2 separate regions of the Homo sapiens genome follow, and region 1 is linked to region 2. A link is a contact called in ENCODE Hi-C data. All regions are on one chromosome and are shown on one strand. Each heading gives the region's core, a stretch centred on a gene start or an enhancer-like site at or near the end of the contact. The rest is flanking DNA. Distances are from core to core; before and after follow the strand shown. Region 1 overlaps LOC105378866 (a long non-coding RNA gene). Region 2 has its middle 42 kb from the start of LINC01787.

The links. Hi-C counts contacts between places; a loop is a spot of excess contacts on that map. Pooled maps may share reads with other maps.
Region 1: a map with no recorded cell type shows a loop between it and region 2 (2.2-fold over the local background). The contact joins two enhancer-like sites. A Hi-C loop is called at or near these places in 4 of 37 single-sample maps with no recorded cell type and 2 of 50 pooled maps.

The regions. Positions count from the first base shown.
Region 1 is chr1:96,519,405-96,522,104 of GRCh38, reverse strand. It overlaps LOC105378866 (a long non-coding RNA gene), which reads right to left. Exons shown (of 3, transcript XR_947618.2): 2 at 684-1,029. Among named protein-coding and RNA genes, the nearest start is that of LINC01787, 150 kb to the right of the region's middle. Within about 2 kb of position 1,329, at least 2 of the 41 ENCODE cell types and tissues checked have a DNase peak (open chromatin) inside an H3K27ac peak, as active enhancers do.
Region 2 is chr1:96,414,878-96,417,577 of GRCh38, reverse strand. No RefSeq gene overlaps it. Among named protein-coding and RNA genes, the nearest start is that of LINC01787, 42 kb to the right of the region's middle. Within about 2 kb of position 1,402, at least 9 of the 41 ENCODE cell types and tissues checked have a DNase peak (open chromatin) inside an H3K27ac peak, as active enhancers do.

The sequences.
Region 1 (2,700 bases), core at 80-2,579, 100 kb before region 2:
CCTTACTCAGTCAGACCATCAGTCTGGGTGGTGTATCTGTGAAATCTTACAGTTGTATGGTCAAGAATGTGTCTTTTTTTTTTTTTTTTTTGGCTTTCTTGAGTCTCACTCTGTTGCCCAGGCTGGAGTGCAGTAGTGTGATCTTGGCTCACTGGCTCATTGCAACCTCTGCCTCCTGAGTTCAAGTGATTCTCGTGCCTCAACCTCCCGAGTAGCTGGGATTACAAGCATGTACTGCCATGCCTGGCTAATTTTTTTTTTGTATTTTTAGTAGAGATGAGATTTCACCATGTTGGCCAGGCTGGTCTCGAACTCCTGACCTCAAGTGATCCACCCGCCTCAGCCTCCCAAAGTGCTGGGATTATAGTAGTGAGCCACTGCGCCCAGCTAAGAGCATGAGTCTTCAAAGATCTTATGTGAGCTGAGAACAAGAACCCATCCTATTAATGACTGGATAGCAATTGGAGCAACCTGTTTTCCCCAAACTTAGTTAAAACATGCACAACCCCTAATTTGGGTCAGTTTTGGTGAATTCATGAGATTAGATAAATCACGAATGGAAGGCTCAGAAAGAGGTCCTAGGGACAAACAACAAAAGAACATATACAGTAAGGCACACAGAAGAAAGAAGAATACAGCAAGTGAAATGAAACAAGTCTCTAGAAATAAAAAATGGGCCTTACCACGAACACTTGGGGCATCTGACAGAACCAAATCAACAAGCTCTGTTGCACTTTCTATTGGCTGTTCATTTTCTATTTTTCTCTCTAGACATCTTTCTTTAAAAAGAAAATCCAGATTTCCCGGGCTGGGCAAAGTGTTGGGATGAAATGACAGGAGGCAGGCGCTGTCAAGGAAAGACGTTCTCTCTGGAAGGAAGTGAGGGGACAGACGGGATGGCTGGCTCCTCTAGGCAGGTTTCCTTGCTGCCATCCCATGTGTCTTTTCCCTCCCACTCCTGTGGGCACTTTCTTGCTTGCTTGGCACAGTGAGAATTTAGGAAAGTCACGACAAAAATCCTGTCATGTGCTAGAAAGGAGAAAAAGTTTTAGATCTTTGCCTTTTCACGAATGAAGAGTTTCATGGAAATTAATGTGCAATTTTAGATAGAAGCTTTGCCTTGTTGAAGCTACTCTAACATTCTTTCTCCCCAAGTTCCTACAGTCCCTGCTTCCACACTTTAACAAACAAACAAAAAGAACAAACAACTGCTCCCCCTGCTACACACACACACACACACACACATACACACACAAAATCCAACTTGGTTGGCAGCCCACATCATCTACCCCAGGGCTTTCCCTAAGGACTGAAGATTTATCTTGGACTGACTTCAGACATTTCCCCTCTGATCTTCCTCTGGCTACGTTTTTCTCCAATGTTTCCTCACTGCCTCCCTTGGCTCTCATTAATTAACTGCTCCTCACTCTGTGACTAAATGCGAGCCGTTGTGTTTGGCTGTAGAGAGGATTATGACATTTTGCAAACACACACACCACTGGGGAGAATATCTTGGGTATCACACAGGCAAAGGAGGTAAACTAAGAAAACCCATTTTTAAAAACCTGTTGAAGCAAGTAACCAAAAAAGAAAAGATAGCGAAACAGGTTGATTATTTGGTGACATTTACTTATTCCTGACATGATATTTTAGAAGGCAAATACAGAAACTGGAACTTGCTATTTAACCGAGGTTCAGGTATTTCAAAGCTTGCTTATCTCTCCAGCCCGTCTGGTGTTTCCATGGTGTTCCTTTTCCGCTTCTATTAGTCTGGAACGTGGGTAGCAAGTTGATGAACATTTTTAATGAGTAAATCCTTTTCTACACCAAATTTTATAGATAATTAAATCTGATTTATAGGGCAGGTTTCAGCGACAGTAAAAGAGGAAGGCAAGGAATGCAAAGGGGGAGGGGGCCAATGATTCGACTCTGGGCCTCTGTGAGTGGGCTCTGCTTTGTATAACCTTCCCAGCAGGCGCACTGCAGGGCTTGCAAGATTTCTGAAGCAGAACAAGACCCAGTGAGGGCTTTGCAATAGTTTTTTTTTTTTTGAACTGTTTGGTTTTGGTTTTTAGGCAAGGACGTTCTCTTGTCCAAGAAACTGATCCTGATCTTTATTTTCTCCTCTCCACTGTTACTCAAAGTTATGCTAAAAGCAAAAGCCACACATATAAAACCTCAGAGCACACCACTAAGGAATTTGCCCTTTCAACAGAATTAAACATCTTCTATGTACTAAACCTCATTCTAGTTGCTGGAGGTACAGCAGTCAACAATACAGGCAGTTGGCCCGGCACGGTGGCTCACGCCTGTAATCCCAGCACTTTGGGAGGCCGAGGAGGGCGGATCACGAGGTCAGGAGATCGAGACCATCCTGGCTAACTAGTGAAACCCCGTCTCTACTAAAATTACAAAAAAATTAGCCGGGCGTGATGGCGGGTGCCTATAATCCCAGCTACTCGGGAGGCTGAAGCAGGAGAATGGCGTGAACCCGGGAGGCAGAGCTTGCAGCGAGCCGAGATCGCACGACTGCACTCCAGCCTGGGCGGCAGAGCGAGACTCCGTCTCAAAACAACAACAACAACAACAAAAACCAATACAGGCAGTTCACACTTATTACCTGTGGTGTCAAATAGACTCAGTGGAAGAAAATGTAGACAAAAGGCAGTCTAATGAGAAAATTGAAACCCAGAGAGGGTA
Region 2 (2,700 bases), core at 153-2,652:
CATGTAGCTATACAGTTAATGCCAAAGATCTGGGGCTTTTTTCCTGCAATTTTTTACTTTTGGTGACTGAAAGGAAATGCCACTCACTACTCTTTGCAAAAGGAAGATTTTCATGGATATCTTGCTCTTTATGATTTCAAGAAGCAGATAAATATTCTTCACGAACTGTTTTAATGATATAGCAATCCAGAATAAAGATTTGGTATCACAAAGAAGTGATTCTATTCTAAAATTTCATTTTGAATTTTCTGGTCACAGTGTTGTAGGGAGGCATGGTTAAGTATTAAAATGAAGCACTTGCTTAAACCAAAGGGGATTTCCTAATCAGAAGTGAAAGCCTCCTGATACTCTGCTGCAGGCGTGTGATACTGCAGCCCTTCTCTAAGTGCATATCTCACATTCAAAGTCATTTCTCCATGCCTGTCAAGTGAACTGAACCCCCTGATTGTCTGTCTAGGACAGGGATCCATTTCTAATGTATGAGGCTACAGTTTTTGAACTCATAAACTGTAAACTGTATTAAATAAACTGTCTCCTGATTGATGAGTGCTGCTCTTATAGGCTAATTTCTCATCTAAACAGTGATATGAAAATTCTTGCTAAAGGGTTGGTGACAGGACTAAACGGGGGTAATAGCAGACTTAATCAAGAAAGACAAATGGGATTCATTAACAACTGGCACTCAGCAGACAGTCTTCAGAGACTTCTCAGCACAATCTCATTGGTCCAATCGAAAATAATTGTGTGCTGCTTTTATCACTGAATGCAGAACAAGGCCAATGAAAAATTCTATTGCTGATATTAAGTAGAATTCAAATTCGGATTGAATTTTGTGCCAGGCAGCCCATCTCTGGATGAGAGGAATGGAGGGGGAAAAATCGTGGCTTTCATGCTGGGATTTTTTTTCTCTGATTGATCAGTTTTCCCATATTGCTCATTCCACTCCGGTATCTTAATCAACTGGATCTTGCCCTAACTGGCAGGGATGTCTATGCCAGAGGCATCTGGTCTCTGGCTGGCTTAAGAATTGGCACATGGTTTATTTTGTCCAAGCTTGCTGAGCTCCACTTCCAGTAATGCCTGTCTTATTGAGCTGTTTAGATTTGGCTTGTGCGGTAGAGATGACTAACTCTCTACCAGAGCATGCTCCCCTTCCGCAGTACAGAGATTTTCCTAGGAAGTTCCTTCTAAATCAGGATCTATGTTTCCCAGTCCCCCTGCATTTACGTGAGGGAAGTGTGACTAAGTTGTTGCCAGTGGTTTCCAGGCCAAAGAAATGCGTGCCATTTCCAGACCTGTCATGTAATACTTTCACACTTAGTCTTTCACCCTCTATTTTTCCGATCTGTCAGCCAGAATTAGAGGATCCAGCAGATCCAAGCCACTTGTAAGTGATGAAGCCACAGACAGAAGGAACATGAGTCATATGTGGGAAGAGTAGTGGATTTTACATGAAGGAGAAATAGTTCTCACGTTACACCACTGAGAATTAGGGGTTTATTTGTTGTGGCATCTAACTTTACTTTGATTGAGGCAGCTAGTTTTAGGTCTGCCTTTAGGCCTATTGGCTTTGGTGACCTTACTTCTTTTTTTTCTTTTTTTCTTTTTTTTTTTTTCCCGGAGTCTTGCTCTTGTCACCCAGGCTAGAGTGCAATGGCAAGATCTCAGCTCACTGTAGCCTCCGCCTCCTGGGTTCAAGCGACTCTTCTGCCTCAGCCTCCCGAGTAGCTGGGATTACGGGCACCCGCCACTAAGCCCAGCTAATTTTTCTATTTTTAGTAGAGACAGGGTTTCACCATGTTGGTCAGGCTGGTCTTGAACTGCTGACCACGTGACCCGCCCGCCCTGGCCTCCCAAAGTGCTGGGATTACAGCTGTGAGCCACCGCGCCCGGCCATGACCTTACTTCTTCTTCTTCTTCTATTTTTTTTTTTTTTGAGACAGAGTTTCGCTCTGTTGCCCAGGCTGGAGTGCAGTGGTGCGATCTCGGCTCACTGCAAGCTCCACCTCCTGGGTTCAGGCCATTCTCCTGCCTCAGCCTCCAGAGTAGCTGGGACTACAGGTGCCTACCACCATGCCTGGCTAATTTTTTGTATTTTTAGTAGAGATGGGGTTTCACCATGTTAGCCAGGATGGTCTGGATCTCCTGACCTCGTGATCCGCCCACCTTGGCCTCCCAAAGTGCTGGGATTACAGGGGTGAGCCACTGCGCCCAGCCCTTACTTCTTAACTGACCTCCTTAGCTTTTGATTTTGTGTACAGTTGGGCTTTAAGGCATGTGTACCCTTCTGGCTTGGGCTTGTGAACTCTAAGCTCCATTTTTGGATGAGGATTTCCCATTGGCCTGCTTCCCCCCTAGAGCCCATTCTCAGGTACCCAGGTATAACGTGTGCCCCATCCCACCCCAAACTGTCAGTGAGAAAAATGAGATTGGACACACATAGTTGAAGCCAATTAACATCTTGTTTTTAGTTTTTTTTTTCTTTTTTTAATCTTTAGCATCAAGAGGTTATACAGGAATTTTATAGAAATAGCTATCTGGTCAGATTAAGGGGAAGCAGCAACTGCGGCCCAGAAGTTTTAAATGCTGCTTAACCCGCTCTCCTCTAGGCTGCACTTCTGGGGTTATTGGGCTGACAACAGCTGGACCATTCTGAGACACTTACTATGGCAGATGCTGTTGTGGCCTGCCCATATTCTT